Regions from separate parts of the Mus musculus genome. Here region 2 is linked to region 1. The links are chromatin contacts, found by Hi-C in ENCODE. All regions are on one chromosome and are shown on one strand. Each heading gives the region's core, a stretch centred on a gene start or an enhancer-like site at or near the end of the contact. The rest is flanking DNA. Distances are from core to core; before and after follow the strand shown. Region 1 holds the start of Rcor3 (REST corepressor 3). Region 2 holds the start of Kcnh1 (potassium voltage-gated channel, subfamily H (eag-related), member 1).

Region 1 (7,550 bases), core at 2,382-4,881:
CTTGACAGTCAAAAGCTTAACTTCAAAGTAAATATAGTCAGATATTATTCCCTTTATATCTCCGTGGTTTTTAGTACTTTATTCTAGAGAGCCATCCTCTGGGTGCAAAATTACAGTAGCTGTGTCACCCACAGTGACAGTGGTTTAAGGCTGAGTCAGATGTCTGACAGGTAGAGAATCTCGTAAGGCCTTTGGAACAGGCAGTGAAAAGCCCTTGTCTTTGGGCCTGCTATACCCAGTGAGAAGCAGTGCAGCCTGTTATGACCGATTCCTGACGCCAACATCAAATCTTTAAGTGCATGAGACTGGGGTTTGGCTCTCAGCAAGGCAAATAGACTTTTTGTTTTTTTTAAGAACTGTAACTGCTGAGAGAAGAGAAGGCTGTGATGTGCATCCCAAGTTCTGAGAGCCACAAATTTGGCCTGCATTGAAATAAAATAAGTTTTTCTGATAAATCAAAATTAATGGAATAAAAGCAAGACACCACTGAGTGAGTCCTGTGTGGGGACATAGGTAATGGCGGTGTGTCTGCATGTGTGCTCAAAGGTCACAGTTGGAAGCAGTTCATTATGCATGCCAAGGCCTCCAGAATAACTCTTTCTTGGTGTTATATAGTGCCATCTCCTTGGTTTCTTCTAGAGGAGCTGACTCAATTTCCTGAATGAACCCTTCCATACTGGAAAGACATGAAGACTCAGGAAGCTCCGCTGTTCTCAACCTTCCTGATGTTTTGACCTTTTGATACAGTTACATGTTGTAGTGACCCCCAACCATGAAATTATTTCTTTGCTACTTTGTTGGGTTTTTTGTTTTGTTTTGTTTTGTTTTGTTTTTGAGACAGGGTTTCTCTGTATAGCCCTGGCTGTCCTGGAACTCACTTTGTAGACCAGGCTGGCCTTGAACTCAGAAATCTGCCTGCCTCTGCCTCCTGAGTGCTGCTGGGATTAAAGGCCTGTGCCACCACCCAGCTCCTCTGCTACTTTCTAACTGTAATTTTGCTACTGTTATGAGTTGTAATGTAAATGTATTTTTTGAAGGTCTTAGGCAACTCCTGTGAAAGGGTTTGTTCAGTGATTCCCCAGGGGTTGCAATCCTCAGGTTGAGAACTGTTGCTCAAGACTGTCTTGGCTGTCCTTAACCTCTACATTTTCCCTAGACTCAGCTATACAATTTATACACAATCTGCTGGCTTTCCTTAGGATTAGAATACGCCCATGGATCCCTATGCCGGGAGGGAATCTGGTCATTGTATAAGCATTCAGCCTTCTGTTTCTCAAGAACATTATTTTCCTAGAGTCCTTGGGTATCTTCTCCAAGACTCATTGCTAGATAGAAGTCATCCCAAAAGATAACTGATCTTGATCCCTTGGCCTTCTAAACGTTGTCTTATTTGAAACAAAGTTTCTCCTGTATCCTTGCTTCTGGAATTCACATGATATCAAAGAGAAGCCCAGGCAACATACAACTTAGCTAATCCCCGACCTTTGCCTTATGTTTGGTCTTTGTAACTCTTGAGAAAACCTTAAAATGGAGTTAATTTAAATACTCAACAGACCAGTAGTGCCCCCCCCCCTTCAACCCATCTCAAGAGATATTATTAACCCCTAAAGCTCTCTTCTCCGCCCAGGGGCTTTCCTCCTCTCCAAACAGAAGTAGACATTCTTCCAGATTTCTACCTAGGGCTTTTCTGTTCTGTAATGTCTTATCTGGGAAGAGACCATTTTAAGGTCCACTACAATCACCCTTCTCAACCAGGCAAGTTTAGAGTGCTTTCCTTTTCTTAAAAGCAAAACAGAAATTTGTTTTCCTTAAACACACACACACACATCCCTTCACGCCAAAATCCTTCCCCAAAGGTGAATGCAGTCTTTGGTCTAAATATTCCAGTAGAATCATTTTACTGCCAAGATTCTACTAATCAAAATAGTCCCAAAAGCCCTTGAAACTTTTGATCCCTAATCTAGACGCAGATTCTTTTCTACAGAAAAGTGAATCAGCACTATTTCAGAGTTAAAAAGTGTATCTATTAAGAGGCCTCTATTTTGTTTTGTGGTTTTTTTTTTTCTTGAATTTTCTTTTTATAGGCTCTAGCTTTTGTACTCCAGGATCAAAGGAGCTGATGTGACAGGGCTGAGATGAGTCGTGTTCATTAGAGGTTGGAATGTAAAAAATAAAATATCATTTCAGTTGTCCATAACATTTCTCCTTGCAGAAAATAAAAATCAGACTTAAAATATCCTTCAGCAATGTGTTTTTTAAAAAAAGGAACCGATGCTAGGTGTGGTGGTGCAGCTCTTTACTCCCAGCACTCAGAAGACAGAGGCAAGCGGATCTCTGTGAGTTCCAGGACAGCCAGAAGTACACATAGAAATCCTGTCTCAAAAAATAAAACGGGAGGGGAGGTTGAGTTGTGGTTCAAAAATTAATGGACACATATAGAGCTAAAAATCAACTATTTCCAGTACCAGTACTGTTTCTCCACCCGGACAAAATACTCCCTCCTTTAGACAGATGACCGGCCTAATTCTTGTATCCCAGAGTTTTCTTGGCTGAATTCTTGAGTAGGTCTGTTATTTCTCAGTAACAGAATTCCAAAGAACAGTTTTAACCTTCAAGGTAATTTTACTGTTACCCCCAAATTCTGCAGGACACACATCTGTATATTAAGCAACTCCCCCCCCCCTTTACTCCTGAGACACAAATCGTCCTCCTTGCCCAGACAGTATGTCATAAGCAAATATCCTTAAATCTGGGGAAGAAATACAGTCCAGCCAATCTTCAACTGGGTGCAAACTGCCAGAAGGCAGCTGGCCTCACCTTTCTCTGCAGCAGCAGCACCTCTCTGCAGAGCACTTCTCTCTCCACCCTCTCCAGAATTGCTCTGAGCCACCACCCCAGGCAGTGTCGACCCAGATAGCACTGGCCCGGGGAAGGTAGAGTTCGGTTATTTATTTCCCCACTCGTGGCATTCGCTTCTTAGACAGCAAAAGGGAAAGAGCCAAGTGGAAATACTGCCCTTTCAGTCCCTCTCGGACCTCACAGCAGAGAGGAGCTGCCTCGCCAGGTCTTTAGGGCCGGTCTCATTCCGGAGTGAACCGATCCTGCCTCCAACCGGAGGACCCAGCTCCTACCCCGGGGCGCACCTCGCGGGAGCAGCTCCTGTCTGAGGCCGCCAACCCCTGCCCGCGTCACCGGAGCTGCTCCGGTCCAAGGCCGCCATCCTCATAGCTCCTGTCAAAGGCCGCCATCCCCGCCGCTCCTCACCGGAGCAGCTCCTGAGACCGCCATCCCGGGTTCCCGGTCACGGGAGCAGCTCCCGCCCCGCGGCCCCGCCTCAGCAGGCCAAATTCCTTCAGCTGAGACAGGGCAGAGGCCGCCTCCCCGCCCTCCATGCCGCCTCCGGGGCCTCCACATCGTCTCCCGGCCCTCGAGCGCCCGGGAACCGGCCGGCTGGGGACGCGCGGGGTCCCGGCCCTCTGGTCTCTCCGCCCCGCGGCCGGAACCTCCCTAGGGCGGAGTGATCGCGGCCGCCCAGTGAGGAGCGCGCGGCCACGAGGGGCGCTCGGCCGGGTGGCACGGCGCGGGGCGGCGGCGGCGGGGGAGGGGAGGGAGGCGGGGCCGGGGCGGGCCGGTGTGGGGCGACTGCGCTACGGCTCGACCGGGGCGGTGATGGCGGCTCCATATTAACACCTCCTCCTCCTCCTCCGCGCTCCCGCCCGCGCCCGCCAGCCGTCTCCCCCTTCCCTGACGCCACCTCTCCCCCTCCTCTACCATGCCCGGCATGATGGAGAAAGGGCCCGAGTTACTGGGGAAGAGCCGATCGGCCAACGGCGGCGCCAAGAGCCCGGCGGGAGGCGGCGGCTCCTCGGCCAACGGCGGGCTGCACTTCTCGGAGCCCGAGAGCGGCTGCAGCAGCGACGACGAGCACGGGGGTACCTCGCCGCGCTCCCCGCCCCCGCCCGTCCGCCCGGCCCCCTTCCCCGCGCCCTCCTCCCCCTCGGAGCCGAGCCGCGGCCGCCGGAACTCCCGGTGCCGCCGCAGCCCGCGACCCGCGCCTCCCCGCCCCCACCCGGCCACGGCCTCGCCCGCGCTCCCGCGGCTGGAGAGTCTCTGCCTTGCCCTTCCCCTCTCCTCTCCTTATTTATTACCATTTTACCATATATCTTGGCATTGCTTTGCAGATGTTGGGATGAGAGTCGGAGCTGAATACCAAGCTCGGATCCCTGAATTCGATCCAGGTAGATATATTTGCTCACAGGAAAACCCCATCTCTCTCTCTCTTTTTTTTTCCCCCAGGCTTGCTCTGGGGTGGCCGGCGTCGGGATGGGAGGGAGTTACGTGGTGTTGAGTGTGGGGCGCACCAGGAGAGGCCAGGGCAGGGCAGGGCAGGGCAGGGCATCGCGGGCGGGGAGGCTGGCAGGCTCGGCTGGGCAGTGACACAGGGCGTGGGGGTAGATGTGTGCATGGCAAGGTGAACATGGTTCCCTCCCGCGGCACTTGCACGCTGGTGGCTTCGCACGGAGGTCGCGGGTCCGAGGCCCGGGGCGTGGGGACTGCAAAACCAAGGGCTGCAGGAGAGGGCGTGCGATCTGTGTGTGCATGAACCTACCCCAGGTCAGATGCCACTCCGACCCGCCCTGGGAACCCGGGGCTCAGCCAGGCTCCGCAGGGCCACGCTTGGCAACCGCCTGCTGTCATTAGCCCGAGCCAAGGGCGAGCCCTGCGACCCCGGCGCACACGGGATCCTGGTTTTTCTTTCTGCCGAGGCGGTGTGGACCTGGGCGGGGAAACGCCCGTGCCCGACACCGCCCCGGTCGCCCCCAACCCCTCCCCGCGCGCCGACCCAGCCCGGGGAAGCCAGACCACAGGACAGCGGCAGCAGCTGCCAAGGAGACATTTTCTCCGGAACAGCCAGGTTCCAGCGCCCTCCGCCAGCGCAGCTTGCGGGCTCCCTCTCTACTTTTCTCCAAACAGGCTCCCCGGCTGTCACGGGATGTCAGGCTGCTCAGGGATTGGGCGAGAGTTCCGCATATGGAGGCGCCCTTGCTGGAGCCTCTGGGCCTGGAGTGCTCGGCTGCTCTAACCCAGCCAGACTTGCCACTGGGTGGGCTCTGCCCTTCCCTGCCTGAACTGCCCTCCCACTTTTCCTGCAGTCAGTTTTTGTCTAGAGCTCATTCTTAACCGCACTGCCCGAGTCCGACGCTGGAGTTGTAGTTGGTGTTGCAGAGGACTCACTTGTAATTTCACAAGGAAAGCAGTCATGTCCGTTTAGTTTAGGTATGCTAGGGGGCTTCCATCCTTCTCCCCATTAGGACTTACCAAGTAGGTAGTATCCCCTCTCTGAAAGGAGAAGGGTAACCGTTACAAGCATAATTAGGACAGTTTCCTTCAGTACATGATACCAGAGTGCTCATCAGATTTGGGGGTTACCTTCAAAGCGACACAGCTGTTGGGATATTTTATTAGAAGACTATCGGTGTGTGCCGTGGTGGGCTTCTTGTAGTCGTATTTTTCTTGTTGGCATAGCTAGCTAGTAGGTGGGTTCCTTCACTTTATGGCTGTGCTTCAGGGCTTAGTTTGACATCGGAAAGAAGACATGTTCACTGAAGGATAGGCTGCATTTAATTCCCAGCTCTCTTGTTTTTGTCTTCTGAGCAAGTCACTGGCCTTCTCTGAGCTTCAATTTTCCTAGCTGTAAAAAACCATTGCATGGAATTCTTGCCAGGATTAAATGACTAGGCATATGGCAGTTACTCAGTAAAGATTAGATTTCATAATTATGAAGAACGATTTGGAGCTCTCGTTGCTACTCAATTTTTTAAAATATTGCTGAAGTCATTTCCCGATGGAACCCAGCAGCCGAATTATGTCATAAGCACACCTATCTTTTGCCCCATTAGGTAGATCTCGGTCAATATTTGTCTCCTAGCTATGTGCAGTTGGTTAGGGGCTTGTATGTGTTTTAGCATTTGTCATTTTAAAATACAGTTCATGCAACAATTTTAAACTAGGAAAAATAGTTAATCTATTTAGGTGGTCTTAGGTGACATTGTTTGGTTAACTAACCTAACTGATTATTTTTATCAGTTTTGCTTGTTCCAGCTACCTAGAATGTTTGTGAGAGGTGACAAAACCCCAATTAGTATTATTAGCTTTGAATTAAAATTTCCAATTTATTTACTCTGACTGTAATCAATAGAATAGGGATAAACCTAACGTTCCTTAGATGCACTTACTTCTGATTAGCAGTGTCGTCCACGGATACAGTGAAAAGCATTTGCCATTCACATGAATCACTGAAGGAAGCACTGTGCTTCGTGTGCCTGTTGCTGCTGGTTTAGTCTAAGTGTTGTACTATTTTTCGAAAGTTTTATTTCATGTTGAGCTAGTATAATTAGATGAAAATTTAAGCATTAATTGGGAAAAGATAATAGAAGAAAAGGAAAATTAGCTAATAATAAAAATTGAGAAATAATAAGCTCTCCTTTTCTCCTTCATAACCCCCCACCCCTTTCTGTTTTGTTTTCGAGACAAGGTCCTTCTACATAACCTTGCCTGTCCTGGGGCTGTCCTAGGTAGACTAGCCTGACCCTTGAACTCTGATCCACTTGCCTCTACCTCCTGAGTGCTAGGGTTAAAGATGTGTACCCCTACCCACCTCATCCCTAATAAAGCACTATTTGTATGGAAATTATTCACTGTAGTATTAGATGTAAGGCACTTGGAAGAAAATTTCCTTAGGTCCTAAGACTATTCTGAGAAAGTAGAAAAAGTAAGAGTGTTTTAGAAGAAATGATGTTGATGGTAGAACTTACACACATGGAGAATGACTTACTGTTAGGTCTCAGAAACCCAGGACAAATGGCTAACCATTATCAAGCTGGAAAAGTGGAGGGTTTTGTTGGAGTTCTGGGAGCTTGGCCATTTACCTTCCGTGGCCATGCTGGTATCCTTAGGATTTACTCCCTGGATTTCTGATTGTCGTCTTCAGTGTAAATGGGTTTGTGGTTTAGGGGCTGTTCCCCTTACATGGCCATGCTGACGTCCTTATGATTTACTGACTGGATTTCTCTTGAAAATCAGTTGTTAACTAGTTCTGGTGGTTGTCAGTTGTAAACCGGTTGTTAAGGTGTTCTTGTATTTGCTGCCTAACTGTGCTGACCCCGGAGGAGTAGCTATGATTGGTGACCATAAGCCTTCAAGTTTCTCTGGTATGAACTATCTGACTTCTTCAGACTTGTTTTCTCGTTCGTAAAAGGGAGATATTGTTAGACCATCACAGGGTTAAGTGGAAATACATTTGAAGCAGTGATTTGCAGACCTATAAAAGAAGCTTGAAGAGACAAAAAGTGACATATTTTAAAGCTGGCATTTCTTATGTGTTGCTTAGTTAAATAAGGGATAAAGAATGTAATCTTTGGTGTATTAAAATATTAATGCTTTGAAATAAAATTATCTTATTTATTTTAAATTTATTTATATATAAACATTGATGTGATAGTATCCATTTTATAAAATACATGAATACTATTGTTTTTGACTTTCGAACT
Region 2 (7,550 bases), core at 3,023-5,522, 53 kb before region 1:
CTATGTATGTGTATGTAAACCACAGAGTGCATATGGAGTTTAGAAGACAACGTTTAAAAGCTGGTTCTTTTCTTCCACTGTGGGTCTGGTTCAGGCTGTCAGGCTTGCCTGACAAGCTCTTTTCCCTGCTGAACCATCTTTCAAGCCCACCAATAGGATTTTAAATGATGGTTGGCATATTCAGGAGGAAAAAACCCTCAGGTGTGGATACTAATCATTCCTGCTGACTCGTAGCAATCCAAAGCACGGGTACTTATTAAATCTCTCCTTCTTGCATTACTCAGAATCAACCCAAGAAAGTTAAACTAGTTTCCAGTAAACACCTTTAAAGTGTTTTATTTTCTAATGTACTGAGAGGCCTAGGGAGCCATTGAGGCCAATCACTGCTGTAGGATATGAGCAACAACTGTAATCAGGATTTGCCAGGGTGCCTTTCTTCCAGAGCTCCATCTTCCAGGTGTCACATGGCCATTGTCACAGTCAGAGCAGCTGTGATCACCCACAGGACCCTGCCCAGGTGTGAACAGCCTGGCCCTGCTGCACATGGAAGGCTGAGGTGGGACTTAGAAAAGCAGTGTTCACACGCTCACCCATGGTTGGGTGGGCCTTTGGTGAGGCAGCTATTTGGGGGTGACTTATGCTCTTGTAATTAACTCCTAACCTATGCACCTATAAACTCATAGACTGGAATAGCCACCAGATATTTGATAACAGTATCAGGCCTATCATGTCTCCAAGAAAAGTCACACAACAAACTTACTATCCTCAGTGTTGTTTCCATCTATCCCCAGTGTTCAACAACTACGTCCAGTAAATCTTCACAGAATGAATAAACCATTTCCACCAGCTGATTGGACCCCAATCTACCCACCCATTTTGACAAGTCTGGGAACTATTCACAGAAAGAACTCTCAGCTCTTTAACCTTACAGTGGAGATTGTCCTTCCTTTGTTGAATCTTGAGGCCTGTGAAAGTGGCCCAGGGATCCCTGAGGAGGTATACACACATCCCCCACCCCCACCCTGTCCTGCAAAGGCAAATAGCTCCGGACTTCTTGAATGTACTTGTGCTCTCGCTCGCTCGCTCGCTCGTCTGCCCTGTCGCTCTGTTTGCGTGGCTGCTGGCCAACATGGATGCTGTTCCTGTTGATATAACATTTTGTTTCATCTCCACTGGGAAATCTGCTTCTTGCACTCTAAAGAGCACAGCCTGGATCTCCTCAGCTCTACCCCTCCACATGTAGGAAAGCTGCCAGAAGAGTCCTTACCCACACAGTTGTGAGGAAGGACGGGCAGACGAGGCAGTATCTAAGCTCTGTCTCATCTACAGCTCTGTGACACCCCAGACACTCGATACTCAACGCAGCCCAAACGTGGCTGGTTCTAATCCCGAGGCACCTCCTCTCAGCCATTCTTCTAGAGGTGACAAGAACATCTCCCCAACTGAAGCTCATCAAGTAGAGCGAAGAAGCCTCATGAGGTCTGGGATAGCCCGGTGGTACAGTGCTAGCCTGGCTTGTGCACGGCCCTGGCTCCGAGCTTTGACACTGAAACAAATCCAGGTGACCAGCAGCTGCAGGCACCTCTGCCCAGGCACGGTGAACCGGCCTCTTACACTAGGGCTCACTCTATTGTCTGTAGACAAGTAGCAGCAACGTCACCCAGGCCTGCTGGGATAAAAGGCCTAGCAAGGTGATTATGAAGTATTGCTATTTAAATGCTGTGATGACCAAAAATAGGCTGGCAGGTTTCAAGAAATGATCAATATTTTAAACAGGCTATTTCTGTAAAAGTAAAATGCATGCAGATGTGTTTCTCAGCATTCACAGTATTTAGTCACTCATAGACAGGGACTAATATGAAAACAATCACAAAAACTTCAAGTCAGCACTCTGTACCCTAAAACAGAGCATTTAAGGGGTCTTCCTGCTCCCCAGGATCATTTGGGCTTGTCTTTATTGTTGTTCCTTTTTAGTTGTTGGGAATCAAGCTGTCGGAGCAGGTGCTGAGATAAAAGGCCAGTGCTAAAAATACTCCACACTGCCTGCTTTATCGACGTTCTACCTATACTCACGCCAGGGAACTGCGCTGAGATCAACTGATCAGAAGGTTGGTTTAGGAGTTTTAGCTCCCCCTAGAAGCCCAGGCCACCCTGGCTATAGCCTGCAGCTTCGTGCTCCAGCTAACAGAGTGCACCATGGTTTCCCTCTAACTTCAGGGTACTGCCTCCTCTCCAATAGACAGACTTCTCATAATGTTCATGGCATTTATTATGCAAACGTTATACGTCCCTCAAGTGGGATCCCCAAGTCTGCAAAACAGTGCCCATATCGGGTCAGTTAAAAGCCATAATAATACACTAACTTCAACCATCGCTTTCAGATTTGTATGCCAAAGGAATTCTTCATGGCTGCCCATTTAGCAATTATTACACACACACACACACACACACACACACACATACACACACAAGAGGGAGGGGCAGACCCAAGTAATGACTATGACCTTGTGGCTGCCTGTTTAGCAGTCATTACACACACACACACACACACACACACACACACACACACACGGCCCCTGGTAGTAACTGTGACCTTGCTTTAAAGACTCCTTTAAACCTTGGAGGGAAAGGTAATGACCGAGTAGTACTCATCTTTAAGAGGCACACAACAAAGGTGAGATAATTTCTAAGAAAGCTCTTAAATAGTAGGTAAGATTTGCTATGGTAGCCCACGGGCTTTGTCTTGTAAACTTAAGTCCCTTTTTAATTAAAGACACTGTATAAGAGGCAGGGGTCAGTTTTCACGCCCTTCCATTGAATCCCTAACTGAATTCAGCTGGAAGCTCATCACTATCAACCCAAGTTCCAAGGCTGCACGCCATGTTTACACTGGCAAAACCCAGCTCTTGAGTTAGGTCCCCACAGCCTCTCCAACGGAGAGAGTCGCCTGCTTCTGGAAGGAGAGGGGCCCAGAAGTCTGCTAGGGGGATCTCAGAATTGGGTAGCCTGGTGAACAGGTGTATGCAGCAACTCCCCATCTCCAGGACTGTATGTGCAAGCTGTGGGTCGGAAAGGTTTGGATAGCTCCCTTTGGATCGCTACTCTGAGGACTTTTCGCCTTCTGGGCTTCATGCTAATAAACCATAGGAAACTGCAATCTCTGAGTAAAAAGGTGTCGAAAATTATTCCCCTTCCATCAGTCATAGTAGGACTCTCTCCTCCCAGCTACAAAAACCTCGTGCTTGTGCACAGGTTTCTTGGGTAATGAATCGGCTTGTGATGGAGGACAAGATTGGGAGGGTTTAAAAGAGACAATAGATGCCAAATTTGTACCCGGGACCACTTAGTTCCCTCTGTTTCCCCGGCTGAGTCCAGAAAAACCATCGGACCTTCGTGAGCCATTTGCTCTAGCTGGTTGGCGAGGGTGCATAAGACAGCCCTGCCAAAGGGTTTCTTCTGGTCAGACTTTCCTGCTTAAGGGATGGAAGGTGGAGTTGGCAACGTCCCTGCACCCGAACAGGGCCAGGACCAGTAGCCCAGCTCTGCTGCTACCTCTGGCCTCCCTGCTCCTCAGGACTCCCGGGGAGCCTCCGCGGGGAGGCGGCCAGTGCGCATCAGGAGCGCAGTGCTTGAAGGTGGCCAGCCTGCAGCCACTTTTCGCATGACTTTTCTCACCAAATGCCAGGCTTTCCTGGAGAGGACAGCGGGAGGGCGCGGGAAAAGGCCCCAAAGGCGTAGGCTAGAGATCTCTCCTCCAGAGATGGGGCACACTAGACCCCCTCCAGCCCTGCCCACCTCCCAGGCCCGCAGGCAAGAGAAGCTGGTGAGCGGAGCTCCGGGATGCCCCCGCATCTGTTGGCACCAGGCGGGAGGCGTCTGCAATCACCGCACTCAGAAAAAAAAAAAAAAAAAAAAAAAATCAAAACCCACCTGGGCGACAGAAATCCAAAGGCAGTTCTTACCGTTGGACCGCCGCACGATGTTCTCCAGAAACGTGTTCTGCGGGGCCACTAGTCCCCGCCGGCCGCCAGCCATGGTCATCCTCCCGACTGCCGGACTCTGGGGGCGTCCGGCGCCGTGTCTCACCGCAGCAGGCGGCCGGGTGCGCAGCCCGCAAGCGTTCCTGGCTCCACGCGCCCCATGCGCTCCGCAGCCCCGGAGCGCAGGGGCGGCGGCTGGCTCCCGCTGCCGCCCTCGCTGCGCTCCGCACCTCCCCGCTGCGGCCCGCCCGGGTGTGCGCTCGAGTGCCCCGGGCTCGGTGCGCCGCGGCCGCCTCCCGTGGGCGGAGGGAGCCAGCCGGTCCAGGGCGCCCCCTACCGTGCGCGCATCCCTCGGGGACACAGCCGTAACCAAGAGCCACGGGGTGAGGCTGGAACCGGAGCGGCACCCTCTGGGTGCAGCGGGAAGTGTTATCCAGAGTGTGCCTGGGGTGTGCAGAGCACGGTGAGCAGCTTTATTGGTAAAGTCACATACACACACACACCCGAAAAGGTCACAAGAAGACTCTTTCTTTACGCGGTGTCAGATCGGAGTCAGAACCTTCAGGCTCTGCAAACAGCATGAGCTGCATGTCTATCCAGCTTCCCCAGAATTAACCAACCAAGTGTCTAAGGGCAACAACTTACAGAGTGACTGCCAGATTCAGCTCCCAGGAGCCGTTTTGGTTTGTCTTTACCATCAATGTGCCTGCAGCCTCCTCAGTTGATAAATGGCTTTCACCTGTTTGGCGTCTTCTCTTACAGAGCAATCATTTTACCAAAAAAGAAAAACAACAAAACATGAGTTGGCACATCGGGGTTTCCAGCTACAGTACAATCTCTTAAGATTTGTGTGTAAGGTGAAAAAAACAAAAAAAAAAACAAAAAACGGGAACTGGCTGTCCAGCATCAAAGAGGAGGGCTACTTCTGAAAGCTTCCCAAAGTAAAAGTACATCAGATTTTAATTAAACAGCCATAGCTGTGGCTTGGAGAAGCATCCACAAGGCACAGGTGAAGCAGGTGCGGCTTCACAGCAGGTAGAAATGACTTGGACCTCTTGTTCACTGAAGGAAGAGGGGGTGTTCCAACTGCACATAATGTGTACCTGTCGTTGTGCTGTGCGTGTGGCGGGGGACTGAGACAATGCCCACAGAAGGATGCATTGCTACTTGACTGGTTAGTTTCCAACTGGACAAAGATTCAAAATAAAATGCAAAGATAAACCCGCCGCTGAAGCCCGTGACGCCGGGGCTCACCTCCGGAAACACCTTAATGGTTCGCAAAGACACACTGTCTCAATTTTTTAATCTCAGAAGCAGAGCCAATTCCTTCCAGGCATTCTCTGAGTGGTCGAGCACTGCGGAGAATAGACGGGGGGGGGGGGGGGGGGATCCTGACTTTAAAGTTCTGTGCGGGAGGTCTGCAAAGATGGCTCAGCACCTGAGAGCACTCTTGCAGGAGACCTGCGTTTAGTTCACAGTAGGCCAAAGCCATCTGAAATTTCAGTTCCAGACCATTTGATGCCCTAGTCTGACTTCTTCAGGCACCAAGCATGTGCATAGTACACGTACAAACATGCAGGCAAAACACTCAAACTCACAAAATCTGTCTGAAAAAAAAAAAAATAAGTGCCAAATCAAATGTCATTTTCAGAGTGACTAAATTAATTGGGCCATTATAAATGTCACCTTTCATCTATCTGTGTGGATATAACTCAAGCAACGCTCCTGCCAGCAGAAGATGGCTCGGCAGGACTGGTGTGTGCTATGACTTGAAGGTAAAGCTGCATCTCTCCCACTGGATAACGGCTCCCTGCAGGTTAGAGCTGTGATTTCTTAAACACTGGCTCCGTCTAGTGGTTCTTTGTTCTATTACAAATGAGGTAAACTACTCAAAGAGAACTTGATTTTGATGGCTACCCACTTCATTTGAGTAGGTTCCTTTGAATAAGGCAAGATCTTACAGCTGTGCCATGCATGATGGAAAGTGCTCAAGGGGTAGCTTTACATGATTGTGTGTGTGTGTGTGTGTGTGTGTGTGTGTGTGAGAGAGAGAGAGAGAGAGAGAGAGAGAGAGAGAGAGAGAGAGAGAGAGAGAGACCCTTCAATCAAGATCATGCACCTGTTTGTGGAAGTGAAAACAATGGGGGTTGTGGGGTGGGGAGAGGCATCTGACAGAGAGAGACCATAAAATTTCCCTCCTACTCTGTGGCTTAGATAAAAAGGAACAGGTGTCATTCGTTTGAGGTGAGAGCCTTGGTGGGCTACCTGTTAAAAGGAGCTCAGGAGTAAGCTTCCCATATGAAGTATGCCATTTCTGTGGGTCTCAAAGCAGATGTGTGTATACACCTTTTCAGAGAGTGATTCCCATGGCACACAAAAACTACACTAAAACATCAACAATCTTTAATCACATTGAGAGAGTTCTTTGGGTCTTTGAAAGCACACCCAACGGTACCCTGTATCTGGCTGGTCCTTGGCTCCTCTGACTGAAGGAACAGTCCAATTCTTTCCTGAGACTTACAGGAGGAGGCTGCTCCTGCCCCATCATTCATAGAACACATGGCATGTCTGAAGCCAGCCTGGACACACAAGAAACCTTGTTTTGAAGCACAGACACAAATACACACAGACAGAGACAGACAGAGATGGAAACAGACACACACACACACACACCACGTCTCTATTGAGCTTATAAGCAGAGGATCCAGTAGTTATACTCACAGGAAACCCTGTGATACTCGCTCGGCTCACCCTGAGTCAGTGCTGGGGCAGAGCTGCCTCACTGGGACTCCAGCCTGAACCTAATGACAGGGGAAGGATGTGCAGCTGTGGCCATGACACCTCACTGTGACTAATAACTCATTCGATATTGACAAATTTTGTAAAATTGTGTTATATCCTTCCAAGTGCCCAAAGCAATTACTCATCTTTCTCATTTCCTCTGATGAAAATACAAAGGGTGAGGCTGAGGCCATAGCCCGGTCAGTAAAATGCTGACAAGCATAAGGACCTGGGTTCTATCCCCCAAACCCAGTTTAAAAGAACAGGGTGAGGAGCTAGGAGAGATTAACAGTTAAGAACGTATGCTAATCTTGTGAAGGACCAGAGCTCAGTTCCCAAAACCTAAGTGAGGTATCTCATGGTCATCATGAATTCCAGCTCGAGGGAATACAATATCCAATGCCTCTGGCCTTTAAAGGCACCTTCACTCATGTACACACACACACACACACACACACACACACACACACACCGTCCTAGTACTGGAGATACAGCAACTGGCAGATCTTCGGGATTTTGCCAGCCAGCAGCCTCACCTGCCCAGCAAGCTTCAGACCAGAGACTGATTCAGAAAAAACGAAGGTAGTTGGTGCCTGAGATTGACACCTGAGATTGTCCTCTGGCCACCTCCCACAACCACATTGCTTGCCTATTGGAGAATAATAAAGCTATTAACAAGGGTTACATTTTATTTTCAAAACTATATACATAAGTCTGGTTTGTACCAAGCAGTGAATTGAGTCTAAGGAGGTGAGGGTGTGGTAGGGACTCTTGCATCTGAGGAACACT

Evidence for each region. A loop is a pair of places that touch in the nucleus more often than their neighbours do.
Region 2: a map of T-helper 17 cell shows a loop between it and region 1 (2.4-fold over the local background). The contact joins the promoter of Kcnh1 here to the promoter of Rcor3 in region 1. A Hi-C loop is called at or near these places in 1 of 37 maps with a recorded cell type or tissue (T-helper 17 cell).

Annotation. Positions count from the first base shown.
Region 1 is chr1:192,134,121-192,141,670 of GRCm38, reverse strand. Rcor3 (REST corepressor 3) reads left to right here and starts at 3,631. Exons shown (of 12, transcript NM_001346740.1): 1 at 3,631-3,932; 2 at 4,182-4,238. The coding sequence starts at 3,773. Gm10516 (predicted gene 10516) reads right to left here and starts at 4,773. Exons shown (of 4, transcript NR_033536.1): 1 at 4,610-4,773.
Region 2 is chr1:192,187,499-192,195,048 of GRCm38, reverse strand. It overlaps Kcnh1 (potassium voltage-gated channel, subfamily H (eag-related), member 1), which reads right to left and starts at 4,272. Exons shown (of 11, transcript NM_001038607.2): 1 at 3,963-4,272. The coding sequence starts at 4,041.